Regions from separate parts of the Homo sapiens genome. Here region 1 is linked to region 2. A link is a loop called in an ENCODE intact Hi-C map of the cell type or tissue named here. Cell type or tissue: endothelial cell of umbilical vein. All regions are shown on one strand. Each heading gives the region's core, and the rest is flanking DNA. Links, peaks and the distances in the headings are about the cores only.

Region 1 (16,713 bases), core at 3,406-11,405, 95 kb before region 2:
AAAACTATCACCCCCTGCCTCGGTGCGGTCGCTCACACCTGTAATCCCAGCACTTTGGGAGGCCGAGGTGGGTGGATCACGAGGTCAGGAGATCGAGATCATCCTGGCTAACACGGTGAAACCCCATCTCTACTAAAAAAAAAAAAATACAAAAAAATTAGCCGGACATGGTGGCGGGTGCCTGTAGTCCCAGCTACTCAGGAGGCTGAGGCAGGAGAATCACTTGAACCCGGGAGGCGGACGTTGCAGTGAGCTGAGATCATGCCACTGCACTCCAGCCTGGGCGACAGAGCAAGACTCCGTCTCAAAAAAAAAAAAAAAAAATCTATCACCCCCCTTGATTCACTTACCTCCCACTGTGTCCCTTCTACTTCACGTGGGGATTATGGGAACTACAATTCAAGATGAGATTTGGGTGGGGACACAGCCAAACCATATCACACATGAAACACAGAAAAAGGACATCTTTTTACATGGATCTTCTGATATGCTTGTACCAAAGCCCACAGTATATCCTGTCTTCTTGAAAGAGTATCATAGTTATTCATTTGCCTTGGATGGAAATAATGTTGTAATACCAGTTAATACTTTTTTCAACTAAAGGGAATTTGGCTTCATCTCCAGTTGCAAATTCACATCAGGAAATATCAAATCCAAAGATCAAAACTCAGTATCTCATCACTTTCAGGACCATCCTTGCCACTTGTCTCAGGCATCATGTACCTGGAAGCTGAAAAGCAATGTACAGAACCTTTGAATTGGAGAGATATCAATTTGAACCCAGATCCTGCTACTTCCTACATTGTGAAAGGGATCAAGTTTCTTTAGTTCTCTAAAGCAAAGGTTTTTCATCTATAAAAGGAGGTTAATAAAAGGGAATACTTATCATGTTGAATTAATGGGAATATTAAATGAGTTTATGTGGTTTAATTGCCTAGCACAGTATCTGCCTCCTAAGATATGTTTAATAAATGCTAACTGTGACTATAGAGATTTACCCTGAAGATACCTGTCATGTCATGCCTTCTCTGTCAAATAGATCATGAATGCAGTTCCTAGCCTCTCTCTCCTGTTATACCCTCCTAGCAATATTCTGATGCAGATGAACCCAGCCACTTGTCTTTTGCTTGCCAGAACAGCTGAATGTTGCTGGGAAAAAAAAAAACAAAACACAGCCGGGCATAATCATATCATTATAAGTTGTGACCAGCCTTGACCTGCGCCTTGACCCCACCCACAGCCTACATTCTTACACCCTGCTCTCAACTGTTTCAGACATTCTCTACTGTGACTTCTATCTCCCTTCCCCACTCCTTCCTTCTCAAGGGATGCCCTGGCCTCATTCTTCATAGTGAAAATGAAAGCTGCCAGAAGAAACTCTTTCAGCTTCTGCTCTCAAATCTGTGCCCATCCTTTCTGTCCCTTAGTGCCTATCAGATTATCAGTTGCCAATTGGTCTCCATGTATCTCTGGTCCCTTTTTCCCCTGTCTTCTGAGTGCCCTGGCTCCATGGATCATCCATTCTTTATCCTACCCAATGGGATTCTTCTCGTCAACATCCATTTGTGCCCCAGCTTGGCCCATATTTTCCCTCCATTGACTCCACAGCTCTCTGTAGCTATTGCTTTATCCCTTCCTTCACAGCCAAACTCTGGAAAGTTGGATATTAGAAATGCTGTCTCCACACTATTCACAATAGCAAAGACATGGAATCAACTTAAATGCCCATCAGCGACAGACTGGATAAAGAAAATGTGGTACATATACCCCACAGAATACTAAGCAGCCATAAAAAAGAATGAGATCATGTATTTTGCAGGAACATGGATGGAGCTAGAGGCCATTATCCTTAGCAAAGTAATGCAGGAATAGAAAAACTAATGCTGCTTGTTCTCATTTATAAGTGAGAGCTGAATGATGAGAACACGTGGACACAAATAAGGAAACAACAAGCACTGGGATCTACTTGAGGGTGGAGGGGGAGAGGAGGGAGAGGAATGAAGATAGCTGTTGGGTACTGGGCTTCATACCTGAGTGGTGAAATAATCTGTACAACAAACCCCCATGACATGAGTTTGCCTATGTGACTAAACCTTCACATATACCCCTGAACCTAAAATAAAAGTTTTTTTTAAAAAAAGAAAAAAAAATCCTGCCTCCATTTTTCTATCAAGTATTCTGCCTGCTACCAGGCCCCTATCCCTTCATAGACTAGCTGAGGACATCAGGGACTTCCATGTTGCCAAAACCGTGAGTCTAATCAGTGTTTACCTAACTTGATATCTCATTCTTACAAAACTGTCCCTCCCAACTTCCTTGGCACCCCAGCCTCCCGATTTTGTTTTTAATTTTTCAATAGGTTATTGGGGGCACAGGTGGTGTTTGGTTACATGAGTAAGTTCTTAGTGGTGATTTGTGAGATTTTCGTGCACCCATCACCCAAGCAGTATATACTGCACCATATTTGTAATCTTTTATCCCTCGTCCCCCTTCCACGCTTCCCCCCAAATCCCCAAAGTCCGTCGTATCATTCTTATGCTTTTGCGTCCTCGTGGCTTAGCTCCCACATATCAGTGAGAAAATATGATATTTGGTTTTCCATTCCTGAGTTACTTCACTTAGAATAATAATTTCCAATTTCATCCAGGTCACTGTGAATGCCATTATTTCATTCATTTTTATGGCTGAATAGTATTCCATCATATATATATATTCCATCATATATATATATTCCATCATATATATATATTCCATCATATATATATATTCCATCATATATATATATTCCATCATATATATATATTCCATCATATATATATATTCCATCATATATATATATTCCATCATATATATATATTCCATCATATATATATATTCCATCATATATATATATTCCATCATATATATATTCCATCATATATATATATTCCATCATATATATATATTCCATCATATATATATATTCCATCATATATATATTCCATCATATATATATTCCATCATATATATATATTCCATCATATATATATATTCCATCATATATATATATTCCATCATATATATATATTCCATCATATATATATTCCATCATATATATATATTCCATCATATATATATATTCCATCATATATATATATTTCCATCATATATATATTCCATCATATATATATTCCATCATATATATATATTCCATCATATATATATATTCCATCATATATATATATTCCATCATATATATATATTCCATCATATATATATATTCCATCATATATATATATTCCATCATATATATATATTCCATCATATATATATATTCCATCATATATATATATTCCATCATATATATATATTCCATCATATATATATATTCCATCATATATATATATTCCATCATATATATATATTCCATCATATATATATATTCCATCATATATATATTCCATCATCATATATATATTCCATCATATATATATATTCCATCATATATATATATTCCATCATATATATATATTCCATCATATATATATATTCCATCATATATATATATTCCATCATATATATATATTCCATCATATATATATATTCCATCATATATATATATTCCATCATATATATATATTCCATCATATATATATTCCATCATATATATATATTCCATCATATATATATATTCCATCATATATATATATTCCATCATATATATATTCCATCATATATATATATTCCATCATATATATATATTCCATCATATATATATATTCCATCATATATATATATTCCATCATATATATATATTCCATCATATATATATATTCCATCATATATATATATTCCATCATATATATATTCCATCATATATATATATTCCATCATATATATATATTCCATCATATATATATATTCATCATATATATATATTCCATCATATATATATATATATATATTCCATCATATATATATATACACACACACACACACACACACACACATACCCACACATCCCAGTTTCTTTATCCACTTGTTGATTGATGGGCATTTGGGTTGGTTCCATGATTTTGCAATTGCGAATTGTGCTGCTATAAACATGCTTGTGCAAGTATCTTTTTCGTATGACTTCTTTTCCTCTGGGTAGATACCCAGTAGTGGGATTGCTGGATTAAATGGTGGTTCTACTTTTAGTTCATTAAGGAATCTCCACATTGTTTCCATAGGACCAGCCTGCTGATTTTCTCTTTACCTATGTCTCAGTTACCTTTGCTGTTTTGTATTCTCCCTGACTCCTAAGTTGTCCAGTCTCTCTGGGATCATTTTCTTTCTCAATTTTCTCTTTAGTCACCCTCATATCCTCCCAAGCTTTTAGATATCATCAGTATGCTGACATGTCTCAAATAGGTACCATGATGGTTTTGTTACTATTTTTTATCTTAGCCATTCTGATAGGTGTGTAGTAATTATCTCATTATAGTTTGACTTGCTTTTCTCAAAGTGCTAATGATATTAAACATCAGTGCAGGCTGGGCCCGGTGGCTCATGCTTGTAATCCTAGCACTTTGGGAGGCTGAGGCGGGTGGATCACTTGAGGTCAGGAGTTCGAAACCAGTGTGGCCAACATGCTGAAACCCTGTCTCTACTAAAAATACAAAAAAAATTACCCGGGCATGGTGGCGGGTGCCTATAATCCCAACTACTTGGGAGGCTGAGGCAGGAGCATTGTTTGAACCTGGGAGGCAGAGGTTGCAGTGAGCCAAGAGCATGCCACTGCACTCCAGCCTGGGCAACAGCGTGAGACTCCGTCTCAAAAAAAAAAAAAAAAAAAAAAAAAAAAACCAACCATCAGTGCAGAAGAGGATGTGGAGTGGAGAGACTGCATCAATTATATTTTGCTGATGAGAATATAAGATGGAACAACCATTCTAGAGAAAGTTTTGGGAATTTCTTCTTTTAAAACTAATCCTGCAACTACCATGTGACCCAGCAGTTGCACTCCTGGGCATTTATCCCAGGGAAATGAAGACTTGTATATCCCAGGGAAATGAACAAATCAAATATTTGTTCATAGCAGCTATATTTGTAAGATTCCCAACCTGGAAAAAACCCAGATGTCTTTCAACAGGTGAATGGTTAAACGGTGGCACATTCTTACCCTGGAATACGATTTAGCAATAAAAGGAAGGAGTTGTTGATATATGCAACACCTTGGGTGAATCTCAAAAGAATTATACTGAGTGGGAAGGGCCAACCCCCAAAGGCTGCATACTGTATGATTCTATATATAACATTCTTGAAATAACACTATATAAATGGAGAACAGATTAGTGTTTGTCAGGAGTTAGGGATGGGAGACAAGAAGTCAGGGATTAGGAATTGGGGGTTTGGGGTAGCTGTGGTTATAAAAGGACAATAGAAGGGATCATTGTGGTGATGGAACTGCTCTGTATCTTTGCCATGGTGGCAGATACATTAATCTATACAGGCAGTGCAATTACATAAATCAAATACACACACACCTGCATGAACTTACACATATATACAGACAAGTGGAGAAATCTGAATAAGATTGATAGACTGTATCAATCTCATATTCTGGCTGTAATATTGTACCATAGTTTTACAAGGTATTATTGTTGGGGGAAACTGGATAAAGGGTACTTAGATCTCTACGTTATTTCTTTCAACTTCATATGAATCTACAATTATAAGAAAATTTAAAGTTTAATTTATAGAAAAGGCAATTTTAGATTTGAAATAAAATTCCTACATTAACTGAAAAATTAATTAAATATAAATTTAAAATCAAAATTAAAAACCCTTTGACAACTTTAGATCTCTCTCTCTTACACACACACGCACACACACACATACATCTAAGCTTTATTGTCTTTGCTCTACTAACAGTTCAGCTCCCTGTAATTCAGTTTCTATCCCCACCTCTCCACTTACACCACACTTCTGAACATCACCAGTGACCTCTTTGATGTTTAATACACTTAAGACTCTTCAGTCCTTATCATTCTTGAGCTCTTGCAGCATTTAAAGATGTTGACTCTATCTTTGTTTCATTTGACTTCTATAGCACCGTACACTCTGGGTTTTCTTCCTATCGCTGTACACAACTTTCTACCGTTTTTAATAGATTTCCTCTCTTCATTCCTTAAATTCTCCATTTTTCTTGAGTTCTGCCCTAATCTCCCTTCTTGTCTCAATCTGTACTCCTGAGTTATTTCATCTGCTTCCGTGAGTACAAATATCATCTGTGTGCTGAGAACTCTCTGGCCAAAATCTGCAGCTGGATCTCTCTGTAAGCTCCAGATATGTATCTATCATTTTAGCCTGCAGTCTTCATAGATTGGCCCATAGGCCCACAAATGCAACAGTTTCAGACAGAACCCAAGGTGTTCCCTTTTAAACCTGCTCCTCTCTGTGTTCCTTTTCCATGAATGGCATTACCTTGTTGCTCCAACCAAAGGCACAGGAGCTGGCCTGTATCCTTCCTCTTCCTTCAGTATCCCCTCTTATCCACTTATTAACCAATTTCTGACATAATACTTTGGCTTCCTTTATATCTTCTTTCATTTATGAGACAAGTTCCTTCAGTGTTTTCTAGTGACTTTTCATTACTTGGAAGAGACAGTTCATACTCCTCACACTACCATGTAAAGAGCTCATAGCCACATGCACACACATGCACATCCACTTGTGCACACATACCTAAACACACACCCAAAACAGAGAGATTGTCTCATGCCTGTGGCTGGGTAAACACTTGTCCTTGATGGAATGTGTAGCTTTCCCATCTCCATCCCAATCACCTAGCCAAAAACTCTCCTCCTTCAGGCCTCCATTTAGACATCACTTTTCCCTCAAGTATGTGTGATTCTTGTGCCTTATCCTCCCCATCATCCTGTAATAGCATCCTCTGCTTTTCCTCATCATAGCATTTAGAAGACTGTATTTAAATTACCTATTTGACACATACCTCAGTAGCTATACATTTTCCCTAAGGGGAGGGTTGATGTCTTGTTTCTCATTGCATCCTGCAGTAAGCACCGAGTAAGTGTTTCTTGACTCTGGGGCTGTACTGAGTTGAAGAAGGATGACATCACTGACTACAGAACCCTTTGTATAAGCATCAAAGGGGTAGCAGTGGGGTAAATGATCACATCCTGGCTAAATGGTTCCGATTCCTACAACCCTGCAGCACGCCCCCCCGGCTCTAAACCTTTTAGTCATTTCCTGTGAATCTTGCCAGCACTCATTTCATTTTTTGTTTTTTCCATTTTCTTCATCTTTCCCACATAGTATAGACCAGAATGAATCAAGGTCTAACTTATGCTGACTGTCCGTGTTGCATCATCAGTCTTTGGGGCCCCTTCTCAGTTTCTGTGGCTGCTCTTGTGCCTGCTGACTCCATCCCTGTAGACCTTGCTGTTCCTCCCAGTCTGTGGCCACTAACCTCAGTTATTTTTACTGAATGTGTTACCTCATCCATAGTGAGTCTTTTGTTGTTGTTGGGTTTTTTTTTTAGCAACAATGTATTTTTTAATTAAGGTATGTACATTGTTATTTTAGACATAATGCTATTGCACACTTAATAGACTACCATATAGTGTAAACATAACCTTTACTGCACTGGGAAACCAAAAAAATAAGTGTGACACACTTTATTCAATAGTCACTTTATTGCAATGTTCTGGAACCCTTTTTGTTGTTGTTGTTGTTGAACGGTTATTATAACATGTCTGATTTAGAGGAAAGTACACTGAACTGAAAATCAGGAAAGCTGGGCCCAGGGGGCTGGCCTTGAGCAGCTGACTAAGCCTGTACATTTAATTCAAAAAGAGCTACTCAGGTTATTCCCTTAATCGGTCTTATACTTTATGACAGTAAGCACTTACCTCGTTCTGTCACATGGTGTGGCCAGATTATGCATGTACTATGATTCAAAACATTCACGTAAATAAATCTTCCTAACATACAAGAATTATGTGTCTGTGGTGCTTTCCAGCTTTTGATGTGCTTGCAAACCCATTTTCTCATTTAATCCTCACAAAGTTGGAAACCAGCTCACTTACTTATTCATGTTTACAGGAATAATCAACATTGATGCCAATAATTTTGATTATATATTTTAAAAATCTCATGAAATTGGTTTTAAAAGAATCATTTATTAGACAAAAAGAGTGAACCTATCAACAGGCAATTCACAGAAGAGAAAATAAAAATAACAAATGAACCAATGAAATGATGTTCAAATTATTTAAAGAAATACAGTTTAAAATATTATTTTTTCATTCTCAGACCAGCCGGCATTTATAAGTTCAATGCTTGGTATTGGCAAAAGTATGGGAAGCATGTACTCACATGGGCTTGTGATAGGAGTACAAATTAATACAACCTTTTCGAAACAAAATTTAGCACTATCTTTCAAAATTTTAGGTGTGCACTATTTTTGACCCTGCAACTCGATTTCAGACAGTAGGCGTATTTGCATAAAGGCACAGTGGTATTCTGTTTCAGAATACACATTGCAACATTTTTATGATAGAATAAAAGGACTAGTAAAATAAAGTACAGCAACTGCATGCAATAATAACATGGAGGCTATCAGAAAAATAAGACAAATCTATATATGCTAATTAAAGACACCTTAAAAACTATTTTAGGAAAAAACAAGGTACAAAATAGGACATAAAGGATCTGATTTGTGTTTGAAGAAAAATTTCAAACATGAGTGTTTATATGTGAATGTGTGTGTGGTGTGTGCGTGTGTGTGTGTGTACATGCTTATACAGGCATGTATAAGCAATCTGATACATGCCTGTATAAGTATTACCCAATCTTTTAGTGATTATCTCTGGAAAAGAGTTTTACTTTTCATTCTCTACCCTTCTATGACAGTTGAATTTTTGAATTTTTAAATGAATAAATGTGTGTGTGTTGTGTATTTTTAAAGTTAACATACAGACTGAGCGCAGTGGCTCACGCCTGTAATCCTAGAACTTTGGGAGGCGAATCACCTGAGGTCAGGAGTTCAAGACTAGCCTGGCCAACATGGTGAAACCCTTGTCTCTACTAAAAATACAAAAATTAGTCGGGTGTGGTGGCGGGCACCTGTAATCCCAGCTACTCGGGAGGCTGAGGCAGGAGAGTCGCTTGAACCAGGAGGTGGAGGTTGCAGTGAGCCAAGATCATGCCACTGCACTCCAGCCTGGGCGACAGAGTGAGACTCTGTCTCCAAAAAAAAAAAATGTTAGCATATAGCGTAGAATTCAGCTTTTCTTATTCTAGGTAGCGATGGTGCTTTTCACTGCTTTGCCCAACTTAATTGACCCAAGTAGAAAAGTCTTCAAAAAAAAAAAAACGCTTTAGAAAAACACTTTAGACACTTTAGATTTATGTGACTTCAAAAGTCAAAAATGGTAATAATCCTGCTTAGGCAGAAGCCTTGCCCTCAGTCCCAAAACATGATGGACAAGCGGGTGACTTACCTGTGGCTTTTCTTGTATCTTGCAGTCTGTCAGCAATCATGAAATGTAGGCCTCAGAGTGGAAGGGCCCCTAGAGACCATCCATTGCCTCTCAGGAGCATGGTCATTCTGCAGATCAAGGTCCTGCTCTGGGAGAAATGGGTGCACACTCACTCTGCGTTCTGTCCAGCCCTTCTGCCACCTACATTTCTATGCTTTTCTCTTACTGCTAAATAGCTTCCTAAAGGAAAAGTGAATGGTCTTTGTGAATTCAAACCTCATTCTGTTGCTTCCCTATTTAAAACTCTTCAATGAGTCCCTCTTCCCAATGCTCTGTCTCTAGTTGTTCTGTATATAAAAGCTAAACTTCTTCACATGTTTCTGTTTCTCTTGTTTATGCGATCGTTTGTCATTGGCCTTGTGTTGGTGATGTATGTTCTGAATGAATAGGCTCCAGCAATTAAGTGACTGAGATGAAATGCTTTTGTATCTCTCTAGCCTCATTTCTTTTTTTTTTTTACCACTGTGATGCAAACACATGGAACTACTGTTCTCCATTGCACCATGATTAGTCTATCCGTAGTCTTTTGTGTGTGATCTTTCTGTACCTAGAACACTCGTCTTGGGCTTTTGCCTGGCCAGTACATTGCCATCCTTCAGGTCTCAGCTGATTTTTCACTTCTTCCATGGAGCCCCCTCTGACTTCACAAGATTGCGTTGTCCTGCTCATATGTCCTGCTCAGAGCATGCTGCATGTCTCACTTCATAGCACCTGTTATTTTTTTAGTATAGATTTTGGTTTTGTTTGCCTGCACCCCATTCCTTGAGGACAGGGAAAGTTTCTGTCCCCCTGTTGTGTTGAGGACACTATTAAGTTCCCTGCCATTACCTGGTGCTTAACACATAGTAGATGCTCTATTAGTGTTGGAATGGATGAGCTCTAGTGAGTAAGCGCCTAAGACAACACAGACCCTAAGGTCTTCTGAACCCAACCAAGTGCCCTGTTTTTGCTGCTATACCAGGCTGTCCTTCTTCCCACTGCCATCCTCCTGGTTCTGTTCTCTCAGCCCAAGCACCGTGTGTAGCCTAATCATGTATATCTATTCTCAGAGTTTGTAGGACAGGATACGAGTTAACAACTTAACGCCCTTCAAGATTTTGTGTAACAGGGAAAGGAGAGAACACCTGGAATGGTTCCCGCTTGGAGAAACGTTTTTCATCCTTCTTAGTTTCAGCTCCAATCAGATGGATTCAGCCTGTGACAGTCAACATTTACAGCCCTTGGGAGCAGCTCCATACTCACCTCCTTTGCCTGCTTACCGCAAGCTCACTGCCTCCTCCTCAGATTGTGCCAGACATACCAGGTTTGCTGCCGGTGAGAAGCAACAATCCAAATCCTACCTTTCTGTTCAGGTCCCAGTAAAATCTTCACTGGCAGCATTTTAGAATTGCCCCTTCCCTCTTCTCTCAAAGGGCTGCTGTTCAGCTGGCAGGACCAGCTTCTCTGATGCAGTGCAGTTCAGTGCAAACCAACGGAAAGCCCACAGTTTTTTTGTTTTTTTGGTTTTTTTTCTAGGTGTAAACAAACCTGGTTGATTGTGAGGCAAAGAAAAATAACAAAAACAAGTGAGAATACATTAGATTAATTTACTCTTTCTTTTTTCCCGCTCATTCATAATGTGATTGAAATCAGAAGTAAAGAAAGTAAAATCAGAGTGAGTTCCCTCTGCTCAGTCACCCACCCTGATCACAAGACTTTTGGAATACTGGGAGGCACTGCATTTAAGTAAGTATCAGCTGTATGGAGAGTATGAGGTTAAGATGATGCTGGATTTAATTTAAAGTCTCCTCACTGGTTTGCGTGAAGGAAGATTTTTATCAAGCAGAGTGAAAGAGACAGAATCTTGAAGCTTCCGCAGAGGGGAAGAAGACAGGGCCGTGCACTGCGAGTCAGTATGCCTCCAGTCCCTCTGGTGGGCACCGGTCCACATCACAGGAAGCCCAGCTGTGGTGGCTGTCAGTGTCAGAGGGGCTGGCAGACAGTAGTAGAGGCCCAGAGAAGTTACTTTGTACGTATCAGTCTAGAAGGAAGAGATTATGAAGATTAGTCAAGCCTCCCTTTCTCATTTATCCTTTTTTTTTTTTTTTTGAGATGAAGTCTTGCTTTGTCTCCCAGCCTGGAGTGCAGTGGCACGATCTCTGTTCCCGCAACCTATGCCTCCTGAGCTCAAGCGATTCTCCTGCCTCAGCCTCATTAGTAGCTGGGATTATAAGCACCCACCACCACGCCCAGCTAATTTTTGTATTTTTAGCAGAGATGGCGTTTTGTCATGTTGGAGAGACTGGTCTTGAACTCCTGACCTCAGGTGATCCTCCCACCTCAGCCTCCCAAACTGCTGGGATTACAAGCATGAGCCACCATGCCCGGCCACTTTCTCATTATACTGATAGCAAAATTGAGACCCACATCAGCGATCTAACCTGTCATTTCAATGATGTCCTGACATAAGAGTAAGCGGCCAGCCTGCCCTTTAAGTAAAGCCTACTCATATGGGAGTATATGTGCTTTATTAATTAGCAGAAGGGTATCCAGGCCTTCTTGGAAGCTGTCTTCTCTCTGTATGGGTAAATGGGCAACTTTTCTAGCCTTCCGTCTAATTGGGTTTAATATCAGTGAAAGAATCTTTAAGAAGGTGTGCCCTTAGGTGCTAGGGCCAGTATTGTAGGTGGCAACCAGGTACATTAGTCTCTGCCCTTGTGGAACTCATATTCCCATGTTTGTAAAGGAGTCTGGGCCTCTTATATGTGGTAAATGAAGTGACTGTCTATGTAGTTGCCTTTGCAGGACACAAGTCCTTGCCTTAGTTTCCCTCCAGCCAGGACTGCCCCACCGAGACTATTCATAGCTCCAACTTAAGGTGCTTTAATAAAGGGCAGAAATCATGACAAGAAAGGACGCTTTTCTTCAGGCAATGAATTCAGCCTGATTTTAGAAGCTGTTTTGGAGAGGTCTCTGTAAGCATATTACATTTTATTCCCTGCAGTACAATATTTATACATGGATAATTTGTATTGACAGTTGATAGTTACATAGAGGTATATCTCACTGGTTCTCAACTCTAGCTGCATTTTAGAATCACCAGGAGAATTTTCTTTTTCGATTCTGATGCCTAAATCTCTGCCCTAGAACAATAAAATCAGAATCTCTAAAAGTGAGGCCCAGACATGGGCAGTTTTGTTATTATTTATCATTGTTTAATAATAAATATTACGTAAAAGTCAGACTTTTAATGGCTCATTTGTAGGGAGGAGAACTTGCCATTTCCCAAAGTATCACCAGCATAAAAGGTGAATTTGTATTTTGTTCTCTAAGTTTCTGGCATATTCTGAAACTGCAATTTAAGTGACTCTCCTACCTCTGTCTTACTCCCAATTTATATTTAGCTGGATTCATATTAGAGGGCAAGAAGGGGCAAATAGAAAAAAAGTGATCTTTATCAAACCCATTTCCTTGTGTTAGAAAAACGATTTGTTGGAAAAAGCCATCGAGGAGATTTGAGATTCAGCACAAAAAAGAATTCGATATCACCTAATACAAGCTGAGAAGGGCTACCTCAGGGGGTCCTTGTGCACCTCACTAAGGAAGGTCTTTGGCAGAGGCAGAGACCATGACAAAGGTTTTTTTTTTCTTTATTGGACAAGAGCCAGAAAAAAATGGCCCCAAGATTATGCTCAGCCCCGGGAACCTACAGAAACCATGGAGCAGTAGGAATGGGTAGCTAGCCGTGTTAGAAGTAAATTTGAGGCCGGGTGCGGAGGCTCATGCCTGTAATCCCAGCACTTTGGGATGCCAAGGCAGGAGGATCACGAGGTCAGGAGATCAAGACCAACCTGGCCAACACGGTGAAACCCCGTCTCTACTAAAATACAAAAATTAGCTGGACGTTGTGGTGTGTGCCTGTAGTCCCAGCTACTCAGGAGGCTGAGGCAGGAGAATTGCTTGAACCCGGGAGGTGGAGGTTGCAGTGAGCTGAGATCATGCCACTGTACTGCAGCCTGGCGACAGAGCAAAACTCCGTCTCAAAAACAAAACAAAAACAAAAACAAAAGAAGTAAATTTGATTAATGAAATCTACCTTTATGTTTTTACCCAAAGTGTTATCAGGAAAGATAACGTTAAAAAATACACGTGATTTTCTTAATGTCTTAGTTTGAGCAAGTAATTCTAACTACTCTAGCAAACACATTTTTAAATCTCAGGGATTTAACACAATGCAAGTTTATTTTTGTCTGACAAAAATCCCCCATGTTTAGCCAGTGCATTCCACGTGGGATTCAGAGACTCTGTCTTATTCCATCCAGTGGTTCCACCAGTCTCTAAAGCCTAGAGGTCCTATGCCAGATTATGTGAATTAAAATTAGAAGAGAGTATTAAGGATCTTCTGGGACAGTGGTGGGATGGTTACAGTTTCCAGACTCATAAATGTAAAACAGTGTTCCTTCTACAAATATTCTATTGGCTGGGGCTCATTCACTTTCACACAGTAACAAAGAATGCTTGGAAATGTGGCCACACTGTATACCCCCAAAAGAAGAGGAATTAGTTTGGTTCAAATTTATCTAGTCTCTGTCATGCTTTCATCATCATCATCATCATCGTCATCATCATCGTCATCAGCTACTGTGGATCAGCATACTTTCCTGCAATTTTCCAAATCGAATTTTGTGGTTATATATTAACAGAGTATATAAAATTCATTTTCCCTACATAATATGTATTTTATTCCTATATGTGTTTTCTGCAGTGGTCTGATTTATATCAATGACTAACATATAGATTCGATTTGCACCAACTAGATAATTTAATCTCTTACTCCTCCTTGTTGACAGTTGGTGGGGTGCGCCTTATTTTTGAAGAAGAAAATGCTTATCCAGTTATTCAGCCAATCTCAGTTGACAGCCTATCACATGTCAGGCACTGGAAATTCCGTGGTGAGCAAAAACAGACAAGTGGCCTGCTTTCAGGAAGTTTCTATTCTGTTAAGGGAGATGGACAGAGTGTTTTAAAAGAAAGGAGTATTGTCCTAAGATAATTAAAACACAGGAACCTGACTTAGACAGAGATTAAGACAGGCATTCCTAAGGAAGTGATACTTCACTGAGTTATGAGGAGTGAGTAGGAGTTTAGACATCTCCAGACAGTGCAGCACGCTGATTTGAGGAACTGAAAGAAGGCCAGTGTGGTCAGAGCTCAGAGACTGAGGGAGAAGCATGATGCAGGATGAGTTTTGAGAGATAAACCATGAAGGACTTAGGCCTTGCTAAGCATTTTGGCCTTTTTCCCAAAAGTACAGGAAAGCCTAGCCATTTTATTATTTTATACCACCCATCCATTACAGGCTTTTCCTGAAAGGTCTTTGGCAATAGGGGAGCTATGGAAGCAACATCATGAGTAAGTGACTGGGGGAACCTTTTCCCTAAGTGTTGTGGTTGCTAGCCACACACCATGTATTCAACATCTCTCCAACTCTCCTCATCGTTTCCCAGAGCTGAAAGTAAGATGAGCACGAAGAAACCATGTTTAGTTAAGAACATGACCCGAAGAGTGAAAGGTATTTCCTGTTCCAAATAGGAGCCCAGTCTGCATTTTCTACTACATGATTTAGTAGAAAGACACATTGGATTTGAACCATATTTCTTCTGCTAGCCAATTCCATCTTATCTACAACTTTTTGATAATTATTTTGAGAAATAGATCTAGATCACAGCCTTCCAATTCCTAGGCCAGGATACTTTCCATTTTTCTACACAGACCCCATTGCAGTCCTCCCTTCTTCACAATCTTCAAAATATCCTTCTGATTGAACCAGATATCTTATTCTTCATCCCGTTTCCTGCCCCCTAAAATGACCTATCTTTCCCTTCTAAAACTTCCACTAACTTTAAAATTGGAGCTCAAGGCTTCCATCTCCACAGACTCTGCCCTGACAACAAATTGGTTGGTTTTATTTTCTTCCCAATGAATAGAATAGCCGTTAGAGGGAATTGTCTTCAGCTCTTTTCCCCTCCTCCTCCTCCTCCTCCTCCTCTTCCTCTTCCTCCTTCTTGCAAATACAAACACAGCAGGGCTCTATGCAGCTGGTTACTCTAGGCTCTGGTAACCTAACATAGCAGGGGAGGACAGAAGTCAATAGCGTGAGAAGTCTGTTTTTGTCACGGATTTGCTAGAAGCTATTAAAGTGTTCTTCCTAAGTCTGTTACTTCATAGGTTGAGGGAAGTAATGCATCCCACACAAGAGGACTGGGATATGTTTAAAGTAGTAGGAAGGCATTTGCCACTATTCTAGTCCATCCTGCCCATGCTGCCTAATGTTTGTTCCTACAGATCAAAATCTCATAATCTTCTAGACTTCTAGATACAGAAGAGTTGGAGAGATCAAAGCCTTGCCTCTGACCCAGATTATTCGATCTCATCTGGCATATCCTACACTCTAGCCATCCTGACCTGCCGTGTGTTCCCCTAAAGCTCCCATCCTTTTCTGACTTTGCTTTTCCTCATTCTGTCCCCTGCATTGAAATGCCTTTCCCACATCTCTATGTCTAAATCTTACATGGCCAATTCCAACGTAATCTAATCTCTGAAGATTCCCTTTGCTCCCCAGTTAGAAGTAGTCACTCCCTGCTCTGCTCACTTTTTGACATATATTAATTTATATAGCTATGCATTTATATGTGTATGTATTATATTCCTTACAAGAGAAGCTTTTGAGAGAAGGGCCTATAACTTTTCTTTCTATTTGTGTTTCCCAAAGCTCCTTCTGGTGGGAAAAATGCTTTGAGGTTGAATTAAGCTCACATTGAACTCTATGATGAAACCATTTGCTTATGAACTTGGACAAGTTTCTTTACAACTCTGAACCTTCTGAATTTTCCACCAGGAGAATGGGAATGAATAAGTAAGAAAACTTATAAGACAGCTCCTGGTGTAGGGCCTGACTCATGTCAGGTTCCCAGGAAGGCCACTTTATATCCTTCATACATTTGTATGTCTGTGTTGACATTGAATGTTTGCATGACATATAAAATATAAGTAGTAATGACAAATTTAATAGTGAATACTTACAGTAGTGCATTTCATCCTATGAAACGGGCAATCTGGCCCATTCTATATAATAGGGGAGAAAATAGAAACTTAGATTTACTAATTAGTTCAAGTTGGCACAGATATAAGGGGATCTCAGACTTCA
Region 2 (16,713 bases), core at 4,765-12,764:
ATTACCAGGTCCATTTTGCCTGACAATTGCAAATCAGAGCATACAAAATAAAACTGTGCAGTTTTGTTTGGTTTACTTTCAAAAGAGTAGAAAGCTTGAAAAGATTCTGAAACCACAGTTTCATTATTCTCATAATCCTTCTGCAACTGAAATTACATATTGCAGGAGACATTTTCATATCATCAATGTGACATTTACACCACACTTTCAAAGACAATCACTGAAACAAAAATTGTCTTTATGAGCTAAAAATATGCAGAATCTCTGCCTAGAATCTTTATTCAAACTTTTATTAGCCAGTGAAACACTTGCTTGCCAACTGCCAAGCCATACTTATTAAGTTCGAACATGTTTCACTTAAGGAGAGACACCTAGCTTAGTCATGGCAAGTTGCCATTTTGTAAACTAAGGATTTTGGACTGAGATTTCTTAAATCTTTCTTCAAATCTCCCACAAGTATATACTTTTAAATTATGGAGTATTTTAAGTCTACAAAAAGGTATAAATAATAATATAATGAATTCCTATATACCTAATACCCAGTTTAAGACACCAAATATAACAAGTATAATTACATCCTCCAATGTACCGTTTCCTTATTCCACAGATATCTTTTTCATTATTGTGAAGTGATGTTCAGATTTCTAGTTTTTTTTCTAGTTTTTAATTTTAACATCAGAACTGAAATAAAAAATTATGGATACGTGTTTTGAATTGCAAACTATTCCTCAGGAATTCCAATTAAATTTATTTTACTTGAATAGGAATGATCATAAAAGTGATTCTTTTTTTGTGACTAGAAATTCTTAAGCCGATGGTCACTATAGCTCATCCTTAATGTATGGCTCATTTGCTTTTGTCACTAAACGGTTTTGTGTTAGAACCACCAAAATTATAGCTTTTAAGAGCTTCCTTTGACCACTGTCTTTTTCTTACCCTAGTTCTCTTATCTTTGATCGTATATTTCTCATAATGTGAAATATGATGAGATTCACTTAGGGGCAGCATGTTAGTTTTGGGAGGCAATGTCAACTGTGTCTCTGAATTCCTGTCTTCCAAATTGAAGCCAGACCATGCTGATGACCTCAAGTAGCACTGACTATTTGACAATAGGGCTGATAATGTAATCGGCTTGAATTTTGACTTAGTAACTTTTTATGTAATACTTTCGGAGAAATTCTCTTTAGGACAAAGCAGAGAGTCCAATTTATTGAGGGATAGATTGTATCTCTTAAAGTGGTCATATTATTATTAATTTTGCCAAAAGAAGAAGAATTTATTGAATATTTATACTATAAAATGCAGTAACATTCTACTTGCTTATTACATTTAAATCCTTGTGTAACTGAATGTTTACATGTCAAGAGGAAAAGCTGTAAGAAAATGCTGTCACAGACCCATCCCTGTGGCATCGTCAGCAGAATACTGCTTGCTTACAATCTTTATTATGCATTCTTATAACATAACCTCAGAGTATCTTTACCAAAGGTTTTTAAAGTAAATCTCTTTTTAAGATAGACTTATTCTTTTATAATAATGAATGTGCACTCATACATATGTAGAAACATTTAGATTTAGAGTTTTTTTTTTCTTTCACAAGGTATAATAAGGAAAGGATCCTACAATATTTTATTCTAGGGTTTCTTAAATATATGATTTATATTACTGTCTTTTCTATTAATCATTTGATTTAAACAATGCCAAGTCACTCTTTTTTAGTTGCATGAAATTTTGCCTGCAACAGAGAGAAAAAGATTGTATTACTTTAATGATTATAATCATACTGTCTGCTGATATAATATCATAATTGTTGTGGTTTAAATACATAAATAGTAGAAAAATCAGAGTCTATAACAGAAAGTTTGTAAAAATATACTGATTTTGAAAAGTATCAGGAATATAAATATTTGGTAATTCTGTGTAACAAGAGAGACATGGAAAAGGAAAAAAATCCACTATATCATGGGCTCTGCAGAACATATCAAAATAGGATTTCTTAAATTTTTCAACCCCCAGACCATACTGACTCAACATGGAGTCTCACTGGCCAAGAAAATTGCCTTTAAAACTCGAAAATAAGGCCAGGTGTGGTGACTCACACTTGTAATCCCAGCAATTTGGGAGGCTGAGACAGGAGGATTGCCTGAGGCCAGGAGTTTGACACCAGCCTGGGCAACATAGTGAGACCTTGTCTCTACAAAAAATAAAATAAAATAAAAACCAAATTAGCCAGACATGGTGGCATGCGCTTGTTTAAAAAAACAAATAAATAAATAATCGACTCAAAAATAAGTCATGTGTCCCAGCATAAGGCATCAGGTTGTTAGATGCTGGCATCTCTGCAGCTCAAAGATGTGGGTTCTTTTTCTTGTCATTAACACATTGTTATTTCTGTAGGAGCAACTTCTCTGATCAAAATTACTTTTCTGGGTATGTGCTGATTAAGGGGGTGGACTTATCAACACTATAATTGTTCCCTATGAAAGATTCCACAGAGATGTTTATGGTGAGGTTTAAAGGATATGAAACTCTACATTTAAACAAGTATTTTATATTTGGGTACAGAGGAAGAAAGAGAGGGCTTTTTCCATGGGGCTATAGTAGAGAGTTAGTGGAATATAGACAGGACTCTGAAAACACAACTTCCAGCCATTTTTTTAGTTAGTAAAAATCCTATTAATGTGAACCAGCCAGGAATAACAGTGTTATTTCTATTGGATATGGTTTGGGCTTCTCTTGTCAAATCTGTGTCGGCTGCCCCCTGATCCTTCCATTATCAAGTTTTGAAGGGTGTTGGGGAAATTATGGCAGCTGCTAGGGAGATCAGGGAAACACTGATGTAACCTCAAAGCCTCTCACCATTCCTCTTGGCTTGGAAAGGCTTTATTTTTTCATATACATTTCTAGAAATATTGCTATTCTACCTTAGTATTTCACATTTGTAGTTCAAACAAGCGATTGTCCATCTGTTGCCTAGAGCTATAGTACATGTGTGTTATGAATGAAATATGACAGCATGTTCCATACCCCTGCTTTAGCCATCTGTGGGAAACCAGCAAACTGAAAAAGACACCTCTGCAAAATGTGCCTCAAGTCCATTTCTTGGGATCGCTCGTTTGGTGCACTCTCGTGGGAGACAATCAGAGAACAACATATACTTGTGCCTTATTTTCAAAGAATCTATTTACACTACTATGAATATTCCACTGAAGAGTCAATGATGTAAATGATAACCACCAAATCTCAAAAATATACTCACCAAAAAGTAAAAAAGTAAAAAAAAAAAAAAAAGAAAGAAAGAAAAGAAAGAGAGAGAAGTCAACTTTTCATCTTAATATATTCTAGTAGTATTTATTTTTTCCTTGTCTTGGAAGTATCTCATAGGTCTTTAAATGAGTAAAACATTTTTATGCCAGAAGGTGATATAATGGATGTTAGTGTTTTTTATTTGATTTTACAGTAGTTTTAGTCAGATAATGAGGACAGAGACTTCAACTTGATTCTTTACCACCATTCAGCATATTTTTTAATTGTCTTCATTGTATTTGCTTAATAGTGGTCCAGACAAGTTCAAAACTTGTTCTCAGTGAGGCATTAATATGGTGCAACCATGAATATTTCAGGCCAAGTTATTCACTTGACAGATAACTAGAATGAAACTTTTCTCATGAGGCTGTTGTTTGGTTAGCATAGCCTTATTTCAAACCTTAAAAAGTTACCTGACTGAAGCTACTATGACTTGGTAAGGATTCTTCCTCTCTTGCTTTCTTCCTCCCTTCCTTTCTTCCTCTTCCTTCCTCCTCTTCTTATTTTCTTTCCTACTTTCCATCCTACCTATTAGTGTTGCTGTACTTGGATTTTTTGTAAATTAAATCAATGCATTATGATTTTAGGGAATTATGATTATATTCATAAGGGGAAGGCTACCAGAAAATATATGTGGCATCCATAAAATCTTCTTTTATAGGGGCATATTTTTTAGGTTGTATTTATTCGTAAAGTGAAATGAGATAATAGAGTCTTTCTGTTTCATGTTAATGAATTTTCATCAGGGACTGAGGTCATAGATTCTTGGAAAATTCATTTGTGACTGATCTAGTTTTCTCAGCTGTATGCAAAGTAATCTTTCAAAGACTAGGTTAAGATTTTTTTTTTAAGTCTGAAGCAATGTAACCCCAAAAAATTATAATTTTAATGATGGCATTTTATTTTATTCCATTGCAGCTTGATAACTTTCCTTATAGCAAAGGAATAACTATTGTATTTTCAGAATTTTAACACAGATTAACACTTAGCCTGTAAGACTAATAATATATTGTAATAGTTGATACTAAAATATTTTTCAGCAGGTTGGACAGCACCAGTTTTTCTTAGATCACAGACTACAGGCAGAATTTCCCTTCAATCCAGAAAAAAGGACACTAATTTCCTTTTCTATTTAATTTTCCTGGCCCTTGTGCAAAAAATTGTGGACTCTATCTTAGTTACAACATGCATGTCCCTTATTTTGTGGAGAGCTGTGTGAAAGATGCGTTTTTTTTCTTTTTTTCTTTTTTTTTTTTTTGAGACGGAGTCTGGCTCTGTCACCCAGGCTGGAGTGCAATGGCACGATCTCCTCTCACTGCAAGCTCCGCCTCCCAGGTTCACGCCATTCTCCTGTCTCAGCCTCCCGAGTAGCTGGGACTACAGGCGCCTGCCACCACGCCCGGCTAATTTTTTTGTATTTTTAGTAGAGATGGAGTTTCACAGTGTTAGCCAGGATGGCCTCGATCTCCTGACCTCGTGATCCACCCGCCTCGGCCTCCCAAAGTGCTGGGATTACAGGCGTGAGCCACCGTGCCCCGCGTGTTTTTTTCTTTAGCTGATTGACAGGTCCCCTTCAAAGTTACAAAAAAAAGTGCTAATTTTTGCTGTTAAATTCTGGTTGTTATTTAATTGACAGAAGTCTCTTGATGCACGAATAAATATCTCTACATCTAGCCTTTGTTAAAAATAAAAATTAATATTCTACAAACACCTACATATACTAGAGAGGGGTGAAACACTGCAGCTAATTCCTTTATAATACTTTCAGATGATTGCATTAAGCCTTTCATGTTATGTGGCATTGTTAATTTTTCCTAGATACCCATCCACTTAAGGGCCAGAGAAATCCTTATTCATTTAACTCTGGTGGGCATTTATGTAACATACCCAAATAAAAACGTTATTAAACAGCCACAATCGCATTCAGTCAACTTGGCACTGAATGTAGCTTCTAAAATCAGTTCTCTACCCTACGAATGGAATGTTCTACCAAGAAAGAGAAGCATCACCATGTCATCTTGTGTTCTACACCACTATAGAGAGTTACAGTTGCCCCCAAACACGAATGCTATTCCCAAATAAAATAGAATCATGCTTTGGGAGGCCAAGGCGGGCCGATCACGAGGTCAGGAGATCGAGACCATCCTGGCTAACACGGTGAAACCCCGTCTCTACTAAAAAAAAAAAAAAATACAAAAAATTAGCCTGGCTCAGTGGCGGGCGCCTGTAGTCCCAGCTACTCAGGAGGCTGAGGCAGGAGAATGGCGTGAACCCGGGAAGCGGAGCTTTCAGTGAGCCGAGATAGCGCCACTGCAGTCCGGCCTGGGCGAAAGAGCGAGACTCCGTCTCAAAAAAAAAAAAAAAAAAATAGGATCATGGCCCTTTTAAAGATCTGAATCTTCTCTGTTATTTTCCTGATGAATCACCATCCCATATCTTCTTAGTCCTGGCCAGTATGTAGTTGCGCTCACATACGTCTATTCTAGCTCTGTAGCTCCACAAAACAAGTCTTAAGTCCAAATCTTTGCCTCTTCATGTCTGATATCACCAACTCATTCAGCTTTTCTTCACTTATTGACATAGTGTCATGTCCTATCACTCTCTGCTGCTTCTTTAAACAGTGGACACAAACATATTTTCTAATTTTCAGTGTACTCAGTGAAACTTGGCAGTTCACCATGAGTCAGGCTAGGTTGAAAGGCTTTCTTTAGGGTTGAAAGTAAACGAAATTGGAATCACCCAAAGAGAATTTCCCCAAAAAACCTCAGACCCAGAAGTGTAAAAGCTACAGAAGGATAGAACTCCCATGTCTACAGACAGTTCTGTTACTTTTTGTTCTGTACTATTTTGGATGTTGCCAAAATCAAATTCATCCTGAAAACAGGAAGCAAGCTAATGCATATGCCATCCATGAGATTCCCACTTCTGGGTCAGTTCATATTCCATTCAACCTTTTCCTTTTATCCTTGTCTTCTTCAGAATAAGACATTTTTCCTCCATATTTTCATATTAAATATTAACACTTTATAGGTTCTACTTTAATATATGGACACTTTACAGGTTATACATAAATATTTGCTGGTTGATTGATTTCGAGATTCATTCATTCTGTGCTCAAATATTTGTACCTAGAGACGTTACATGTTAGAAAAAGTGAGCAGCTTCTTTCTCTAATCATTTAGGAGTCCATATTTTTCTTTTCTTTTTGTTCTCCCAACATCCTTATCTCTTACTCAGCTCTTCAATTTATAATTACCAAATAATCACTGTTAGAGAATCAGCCCCTAAGTAACTTTGATTCTGGCCAACTGTAATAAGATCCAACCACTTAAATCTGTACTTACTCAATAGGAAGGAATGTGACATCAGGAAGAGTCATTCCAGTGACATTAGTAAGACTTTATGGAGTACATAAAATTTGATAAGAAATCTTGAGCTGATTCTTTGACTTGATTTAGAAGTTGAGAAAAGAGTATTTAAGGCACAACAGGGAAACATGGGCTATACTCAGAGAAGACCCTCTGCATTGGCCAAAATATCATGGATTCTGGAAATTCCTTCTTAACAGAAAAAAAAGGCTTCCAAATAATCAGGCTGAATGGGAAGAAAAAGGCATAGAGGAAGCCTGAGGAAGTATTTACTTGCTTTTCCCATCTCTTTATAATTGGAAGAGAAGATGATCTGCCAAAATATAACCCAGCATGCACAGTATGGACAGGAAGCAGCCCTCCATGAACTTTATTATCACAGAATATGAGCATTCTTATTGATCCACAGCTACATCTTCTATTCTTGCAGCAAGGGTACATGTCCTTTGACCCTCCACAAAAGAACAAGCAGGACATCTCTATTTTCCTATTGAGTCTGAGTCCATTATTAGAAAGGACTTCCCAGCCATCTTTTCTACTTGGTATTAAAATTCCCTTACAGATTCATTGCTAAGTGCCAATTCTTTTTTTTTCTTTTGAGACGGAGTCTTGCTCTGTCGCCCAGGCTGGAGTGCAGTGGCGCAATCTCGGCTCACTGCAAGCTCCGCTTCTCGGGTTCACGCCATTCTCCTGCCTCAGCCTCCCGAGTAGCTGGGACTACAGACGCCCGCCACCGCGCCCAGCTAATTTTTTTTGTACTTTTAGTAGAGACGGGGTTTCACCGTGGTCTCGATCTCCTGACCTCGTGATCCGCCCGCCTCGGCCTCCCAAAGTGCCAATTCTGACTCTACTTAAACATCACCTGTATCAGGGAGCTCATTATTCCTTGAGGTCTTACATTTCTTTCAGCACATTTTGTTCCAAGCTACACGACTTTAAAACAGAGCCAGCCTTTGGGGCATATGTTCTCTTTGGTGCCACACAAAACCTGTAGTACATGATACAGTGTTGCTTCCCCCCTCCTTTTCCTTCCATATATATTTGTTTTGTTTTGGGCATTGCATTACTTTTTTGAATTTTTAAGAATCTCTAAAATTAGTCTGAAGGATGTTCTGAGGGCCAGACATTAGAATTTGTGAGTTTTTTTGTTGCTGGTTGTACTTTCCTATTTAGAAGACAGACCGTTCTGACAGTTGTTGTGTAGCTTCATGCCTTCCCCAGTAACTAACCCATGAACAGTACACCCCTTTTATCTGACTTGTTGATAATGACCTTAAAAATGTTAGGAAATGGGCCGGGCGCGGTGGCTCGTGCCTGTAATCCAGCACTTTGGGAGGCCGAGGCGAGCGGATCATGAGGTCAAGAGATCGAGACCATCCTGGTCAACATGGTGAAACCCCGACTCTACTAAAAAAAATACAAAAATTAGCCGGGCGTGTTGGCGGGCGCCTGTAGTCCCAACTACTTGGGAGGCTGAGGCAGGAGAATCACCTGAACCCAGGAGGCAGAGGTTGCAGTGAGCAGAGATTGCGCCACTGCACTCCAGCCTGGGCGACAGAACGAGACTCCGTCTCAAAAAAAAAAAAAAAAAAAAAAGGTTGGGAAATATTGGTGTATAATCCCCATGTCTAACAAGGAAGAAGTCAAAAGCAAAAGATAGTGGTATTGCCGAAAACTCATTATTTCTAGTTAGTTCATCTGTGGAAAAGGATATCGTTCTTGAGGAGAGGGGTTCTATTATGCTATAGTTTTCTATGGAAATGTACAAATGCTTTCCTCATTGCTCTGGATGACTATTTAGTTTAAATAATATACCTTTGTCATGGGGAAGACCATGATTGTGGCTTCTTCTACCCCAACTTTGAATGAGAGAGCACTGTAAGCAGAAACTGCCATCAGTCTCCTGGGCAGGACCTGGAGGTAACTTTCTGAGCTGTAAAATAGTAATTCCTAAGAGAGCTTACAAACTGCTTCCACACAGAAAATAGCGCAGGGAGGACAGTTATTAGTACCCCTATTCTAGAAGAGAAAGCTGAGGCTCAAGCCATTAAGTGACTTGCCAAAAGCTGTGACATAGCTGGGAAGTGGCAGATTTGGGGATATAACCAGGTCTTGCAAGTCCAGTGCTGTCTCCAAGTAGCCACGCTCACAGCTGAGAACACCTTAGAGGACAATATCGACTTCTTACAGACTACCAAGCCCCCAGTCATCCAGGGAAATTCAGAGACCAATTGACTGCCAGGTGGCAAATCCACATGTGTACTGCGGTCTTTAGAGATCATTTAGAGCTTGCACACATCTGTGTCTTCTTGTGGGAAACCTCTAGGTATTCTGTCTGATCAGCACTGTGAGGAAGTTGGTGGGAAAAGGCCACTGATAAGAACAAACAATGGGCAGAAGGAAGCACATTGCAATAAATTTCCCCAGAGAGAGTTCCTTTACATTCCATTCACCAAAAACCTCTCTGGAACTGTCAGGTTCAGAATATCAACCAAGACCATATCATTTAGAATTCATTGGCATGTAGAGGTGACTCGATTCCTAAAAGAAGCCTCTCTCCCATGAACCACGATGTACGTTCCACAGAGGCAGAAACCGCCGTAGGTTAGCAATGCATTTTAGTCTTTCTCTCCATTCACATTTACTGAGAGCACACCACGTGCATGTTGCTGCAACAGGCATTTCCGATAGAGCCGATCCATGAGCTAACAATGTCTGAAAACAAATGTTATGGAACTGTTGGCATTTCTGAGATTTGGCCTTTGCCATTTGATAGACTTTGCTTCCCAGGATGCTGTCATTTTGTGATTTTTTATAATTACAAGGAATTTGGTACCATGTTGTTTTCAAAAAACCTCCTAGAAAGTCTCCATGTATGCTCTAGAAGTTGCTCTACGTAACAGTTCAGCAAGCAAGTGTTCCTTCTCTTGAGCTGCGTCCCTCAGGAAGCTGTACCTTTAGGGTGTGCTTTCCACTTTTTATTTCCTCTCATTTCACTCCTTTCATTGTTTGCTATATCCTAAAATATGTGAAGTGAGAGAAAAAATATCATTTCTTCTCATTAAATCTCCTGCATTAAATCTAAGAATCCTTTAAAATAATCACACCTGATAAGTGTTTTATGCATTTCCCTCCCTGGAGTGTTATCATCCATCAAGCCAGTATCATCATCCACCTGCTTATTCCTTGGGACTAATGAGAGCCAAGTTAAATAGCAAATGACTTCTCACCCCTTCCTAGTCCTCATGCCTGAGGAATAAGGGCGACATTAATGGGAGCGGGAGAGTGGTGGCTTTGGTTGAGATGCACGTTCACAGACTAGAAAAGTGCCTCACCTCCATGGTGTATATGTGCCACCTTTTCTTAATCCAGTCTATCATTGTTGGACATTTGGGTTGGTTCCAAGTCTTTGCTATTGTGAATAGTGCCGCAATAAACATAAGTGTGCATGTGTCTTTATAGCAGCATGATTTATAATCCTTTGGGTATATACCCAGTAATGGGATGGCTGGGTCAAATGGTATTTCTAGTTCTAGATCCCTGAGGAATCTCCACACTGACTTCCACAATGGTTGAACTAGTTCACAGTCCCACCAACAGTGTAAAAGTGTTCTTATTTCTCCACATCCTCTCCAGCACCTGTTGTTTCCTGACTTTTTAATGATTGCCATTCTAACTGGTGTGAGATGGTATCTCATAGTGGTTTTGATTTGCATTTCTCTGATGGCCAGTGATGGTGAGCATTTTTTCATGTGTTTCTTGGCTGCATAAATGTCTTCTTTTGAGAAGTGTCTGTTCAATACTATGCAGCCATAAAAAATGATGAGTTCATGTCCTTTGTAGGGACATGGATGAAATTGGAAATCATCATTCTCAGTAAACTATCTCAAGGACAAAAAACCAAACACCACATGTTCTCACTCACAGGTGGGAATTGAACAATGAGAACACATGGACACAGGAAGGGGAACATCACACTCTGGGGACTGTTGTGGGGTGGAGGGAGGAGGGAGGGATAGCATTAGGAGATATACCTAATGCTAAATGACGAGTTAATGGGTGCAGCACACCAGCATGGCACATGTATACATATGTAACTAACCTGCACATTGTGCACATGTACCCTAAAACTTAAAGTATAATAATAATGAAATAAAATTAAAAAAAAAAAAGAAAAGTGCCTCACCTCCCTGTGAGGCTTGATGAATATTGTGGCCAGTGAGTGGAAAATGATTCTTGTCGAATAGACAGAGTATTCCCACCCCAGGAATGGATTAATAGAAGACACAATTTGAGCACTTCTCAGAATTATCTAGTATGCCTGAGTAGAGACTCACATGGGTGGAATCTGTGTTGTCTCATCAGAGGGAATAAAAAGACAATGAGGTGGTAAATGTGAAAAAAGCAGCCTTTTAGAAAAACATTATTTTCAAATACCTTTATAAATCATCTAATTTATCTTCACATAATATAAAGAAAAAACTAATAAAAATTTTCGTATTTCACTTTACATAATATGTTCTCCCATATTTAGGGATCATACAATTGTATTGTCTTCAAAACACACACACACACACATACACACACACACACACACACACACACACCCCTTCCAAGAAAGCTGATCCTTCAGAAAATAAATCTTATTTTTAAGCACTTGGGTTTTCAGGCCAGAAAATTAATAAATCCTAAACCTGACCCATTTTTGTAACAGCTAAAAAGGAGAAGAAAAAGCTAGTTAAATTTTGTGTGGATCCATTTATCTCTTAAAATATGCCAAAGCAATTTGAGGTGGGGGTGGAAACAGGTATTTATCTCTCATGCGTGATTCTCTCTTTATATTTCTATCTGTTGGGAAAAGGGTAAAGAACTATTCTTGGTCATTATTGATGTATTGTGTTGCCACTTTGTATGGTGCCTGCTGTGCTTTATCCCGAGGCATAGCAGTAATCGTTACTATCTTGACTCTTTCCTTCATCACAAGAGAGTAAATATGAAGTCTGAATGTCGTTCCTCACCCCCAAATTGTTTAACTCTGCTTCCAAACTAGTTTAAGAAATGCAAAATGGGAAGAGCTAGCTTTTCTTAGATACATTTCTTCCTTTTTTATTCTTTCTTGGGAGACGTTAAGTATAAAAGGGAAAAAGTCAGTTCCTTCTTCTCTCTCTTTCTCTTTGGGTGACAGCAATGCTCACTTAGTAATTATAAACTGGAAATAGGAGAGTAGCTTGAGCAGGTTATGATATATCTGCCCAATGTGTTTCATTCCTTCAAACATAAACTTTGAGAGTAAAAGAGATTTTTATAATTTAAATGCCAACGACAGGAATGGCCTCATGTTTTAACTTTCAAATAATAAATGGGGAGTTGGTATTTGGGCAGAGTTTGCATTTTACTAATCCTATATACTTTGAGCTTAGTTTTTAGAATTGTGTCAAATACATCAACATATCAGGATTATAGTGCCAAAAATAGTTAAAGTGCCTTGGTCCTCCCTCTGTAGGCAGCAAATTGAAACTAACATGGGACCATGCCATCCTTCTAGCATAATGGAGAAGTCTGAACTGAGGAGTATCTTTGATGAAAGACATTTAGGACCCTAGAAACTAAATCTTGTCACCAAGACTTTATAGTAAAGTAGTAGCAAAATTATTTTTAAAAGACTTTCTTCCTTTTACTACCCATTTCCTCTCTTGGGAAAGCTGATGAGCAAATTATCCAAGACTCATTTCTTTATTAGGCAAAGTCAGAATATTTCCCCTCTGAAAATCTGAATTATGCCCTCATTCTTTTTCAAGAAATATCTCAAAGAGCAAATAGAATTAAACATGACACTTGATTGTCTGATTATTTGGCATGTATAAAATTATCATGTGGCTTAATGTGCCTTAAGTGAAAATTTAAACTTAGACCTGAAACCTTTACAGTTGGATGTAGCGTTGAGCTTTTGCATGTTTTCTGTATAATAAACCACTTTTGTTTTGTTTGTTTTGTCTTTTAACCTACACCTTTATCATTACTCTAACAGATTTAGGGCTTCTCTTTCTCTACAGCTAAGTAAGGGAATATGTGCAATTATGAGACATACAAAAAAGGAAAGGGAAAGGACTTTCTAAGTAGCAAATCTGTGCCATGAAGTAGATGTGGCGTGAAGATACAGAGCCTGAGGATAGTAATTTTCCCTGAGCCACGCACACAGGCTTTTATTTCATGCCTTTTCTCTTTCTGTGCCGTCACCTTTGAGAAAAACGATTGCACCTTCTCCAAGTCTGCCTTTTTAACAGCTACAGTTAAGTTGGCAAGACTTCCCCAGCTCTGAATATAGCCATTTGCCGACTCCGGCCTCTTTGCGAGACTGACTCAAATCTGTGATCTTCTGTTCAGCATACACATCAGCAAAGTGAGAAGATGAGCACTAAATATAGGCTCTATTAACTTTACTTTTAGATTTACTGCCTTCAAAAAGTGCCTATTCTGAGCAACATAAACGTTATTCCTTACATATGTATGTACACACGGTACCCAGAGTCGTACTGTGCAGCCTTCAAAAACATACCATCAGAAAGAGTAGGTGCTGAGATAAGGAAACTTTGCCAAATGAAAGAAAGTCACTCACTTCCAATATCCCCTCTCAAGCGGCTACCGTGAAACGGGCTGCAAACACATTCCCTGAGCATCCCTTGCTGATACAGCTTCTTTATATTTATATCCTACTGGATGGTAGCATATTGCTAAGGTTTCCTGTACTCTGCTTCAAGGGAATGTAAGCTTTATGGCATTGAAACATTTAGGGAAAAAAAAGATGTTTAAGAGAATTAATAGAGCCGTAGTCTGTATTAGGATGTGTGTCATATGTGTGTTCTATAAACTAAGCATCGGTGGGTTTAGAGTGTTAAAGTGTCAGCACATTCCTTCTCCTTTTGTCTCTCAGGCTAACATGAGAGAAAATAGAAAAGTCTTGGCTGTGGGGATTGGAAGCTCAGGGGGCCAAATGTCCTTGCCAGATCCTTAGAGCATTACTTTGACTCCTAAAAATAGTAGTGTATGTTATTTGATGGCTTTTGTTTCCATAGTTCCATCACTGACAAAACTGTCAATACTGTTGATGGAGCAGCAGCATAGCCTAGAGTGATGCATTCTTACCCAGAGGTGGCAATAGGAGAGGGTCCATGTAAATAGGACGAGGTAGACAGTGCATGATTGTAGGAGAAGGGTTGAAGGGAGGACATGATTCCAAAAAAGATCGTTCTCAATGTGTCGTCTGACTCAACCAGCTGGCAGATTACACTTGCCAAGTCGTTCCCTTTCCTTCTAAGTCAGTTGGCTCCATATTCACTTGAATATGCCTCTGTTTGGGCAAAGCAAGATACCTCCACTTAACCTTTATCCAAGGAAGCTCTTGGTGTCCTCTTGGTCATAAAGTTGTCTCCTACCTAACCCAGTTTTACCAAATGGAAGTAAAAGGGGACAAACTATGGAAGATGGACTCCATGCCATTGCAGTCAGCCACCATTCTCTTTTCCATATAAGGAGCCCCATTACATAAGCTACGGGTGAGGTTGGAACAGCTATGTTTCATAATTTCAAGAGTGTGACCACCCTGCTCTAGTCATCATCATTGGATGAATCCAGTTGACTCTTTGGCAAAAGGGTGATACTTTTCACTAAAAATGCCTACTCTTCCTGTTGATGTTCCTTTTCTGTTTTTACCTTGTCCAATTTCCACACTAGTCATTTTTTTTATTTTTTAGAGGATCAGATTTTAGCGCTGGAAAATGAGTTCAAAAATTTCAGTGTAATGTCATAAGGATGTTGGGATACAGAGATTTTTTTTTTCCTTGGAAACAAATGGACTGGGAAGAAACACAGCATGGCTTTGCTCTGAGTTTCAATCTGATGATTATGACCATGGAAGATAGTCTTATGTAAAGGTTAAATGGTGTTTACAAGTGGATAGATAAGGCGGAGATGGTGAGAAGCCGGGTTTTCTCTATGCTAAATGTGTCTACTAAGAGCAGCACTTCCTACTAGCTAAGCACAATCATAGCCCCACCGTGATGAGCTGCTAGTCTGAATAACATTCCCTGACTTAGGGAAAGGCACACAAAAACATATAAAGAATATGTCTATTTTCATATGTGTGATACTGACAGAGCCATGGTATTCCTAAAATATAGGTTTCTCTTTTTTCTTGTATTCTTAGCAAATTGCATTTATTCACTACATTACAAACCATCACTGATGTATCCAAAATAGCACACATAGTTCAGTATGAAAATAAGAGAATAAAATCTGTTATAAGCAAGTGATTTAGGTATTTTCTTTTGTGTTTATGCATTATCTGACTATATTAAAACCTGTTTTTCTATTTACCTTCTATCAGTTTTCTCTACCAATTATGTTTTTTCAATGCTCTATAAGAATGAATATGGAAATTATATTTCTTTTTTCTGTAAAAGAGTTGCAACTACTTTATTATATTTAGAAATCCAATAAACTTCTTATTACATTTACTTGCCTATGTGTGGAATTCTTTTTGAGTTGGATAATCTCTGTTTCCTTTTCTTCTAACCCCCTTTACTGTGTGACTCATTTTTTACATCATTTGCTTTCCATATGGTCTTCTGAGAAACGGAATATCTCTCATAGCAAATATGGTGCCACAAGAGTATGAAAGCACCCACTCTCTTCCACTGTTAGCACAGAAGAACTTAAGGTCAGAGGTGTTCTAAAATTATTTGACCACTCTGTGTCTTGACCTTGCAAAGACATTTTCATTTTTAAAGCTGGATCCAAGTAAATGGGTCCCTTAGGGTGGGGTTGGGGTTCTCCATTTTCATCACAAACAAGTGGCTGACTTGTTCATACTTTTATTCCATCTGTATTACGCATGCTTTTCAAACATTGAGAATTTCCTCTGTACTAGGCATCTTGAGCAATACAGCTATCAATGACATATAGTTCCTTTCAATGAGTTTATAGTCTAGTTAAGCTGATAGATATGGATACAAATACCTATGGGGAAAGGAAAGGAATAACCACAAACAGGAAAAAGTAACTTAGCATGTTCCAGACTTTTCACTGTCACTCCATTTTCAATATCCTTGTGATTATCTTACCCTCATTTTATAGATGAAAATTCCAAGAGTGAGGAAAAAAGTTAATAACCCAAGATCAGCATTCATTTGCTGAGCCTTTTTTTTTTTCATTTTTTAAAGTAGCAGTTCTACAGAAGAACCAAGACTCCTGATACCCAGTCTATTGATGCTTAATAAGAGTGATTAGCACTACAGCATACGTGAAACTCACCCCACGAAAGTCAGAAAAGATTATCTGTTCTCTTTTCTACTTATCTCTCCAACATCACATTTCTGCCTACTAGTGCTGGGACATCTGAGAACTACAGGTGGGAAGACTCTGTACTAAAGACCACTATTTTAAACTGCCATACACAAGATCAATCTTTGAACAAACAAAGGGTAGGTATATCAATGGGACTTGTGGTACTTGTAATTTCTTACCAGAAAGTTGTAAACAAAAGAATACATGAGATGTAACCTTGTCTTCTCTTTATTCTTCTACAAAGAAGCTGTAAGAGGTAATCTTATCTTCCTTCTCCCTGTATTTCTCAAATTACTCTGTTTTTTCACCTACCCTTCTGCTCTGTTTTCTAATAGTATACATTCATTTGTTCTATTCAGAGTGTAAGAGCTAGAAGGGCCTTTAGAGATTATTTTACTCTGACTTTGTGAAGAAATACTAAGTCTCAGAGATATGAAAAGACTTATCCAAAGTCATAAAATATTTTAATGACAGGGCTGGATCTTGAGTCCTGGCCTCCTGACTCTCTGTCCATTGCTGTATACAAATGATTTGAATAATGCAGAAGAGAGTGGAAGACGCATTCTATTTATAATTTACATTTCAAGGAAAAAGAAATTTCAAATGAAAAAAAAACTGAGTGTTTAATGTCCAGATACCCTAATTAATAGAAATTCTAAAAATCATGTTGCAGGAAGAGAGAAAGCTGAGAAGGAAT

The links. Hi-C counts contacts between places; a loop is a spot of excess contacts. Peaks named below come from ENCODE experiments on the same cell type or tissue, not always from the same donor. Only the 100,000 strongest peaks of a DNase experiment are listed, where the experiment ranks them.
Region 1: a loop joins it to region 2, with 2.2 times the contacts of the local background. A loop is called at or near these places in 2 of 110 quality-filtered maps.

Annotation. Positions count from the first base shown.
Region 1 is chr3:188,781,586-188,798,298 of GRCh38, forward strand. The region is part of intron 9 of LPP (LIM domain containing preferred translocation partner in lipoma); the gene reads left to right. Among named protein-coding and RNA genes, the nearest start is that of MIR28, 100 kb to the left of the region's middle. RefSeq lists a silencer at 14,616-14,785. In endothelial cell of umbilical vein, for the core only: no CTCF peak of the experiment used is centred there; a DNase peak (open chromatin) is centred at 7,216; H3K27ac peaks cover 1,372 bases.
Region 2 is chr3:188,875,485-188,892,197 of GRCh38, forward strand. LPP (LIM domain containing preferred translocation partner in lipoma) reads left to right here. Exons shown (of 12, transcript NM_001375462.1): 12 at 1-15,187. Among named protein-coding and RNA genes, the nearest start is that of TPRG1-AS1, 64 kb to the right of the region's middle. RefSeq lists enhancers at 6,881-7,382, 7,383-7,882. In endothelial cell of umbilical vein, for the core only: no CTCF peak of the experiment used is centred there; DNase peaks (open chromatin) are centred at 6,677 and 9,227; H3K27ac peaks cover 4,088 bases.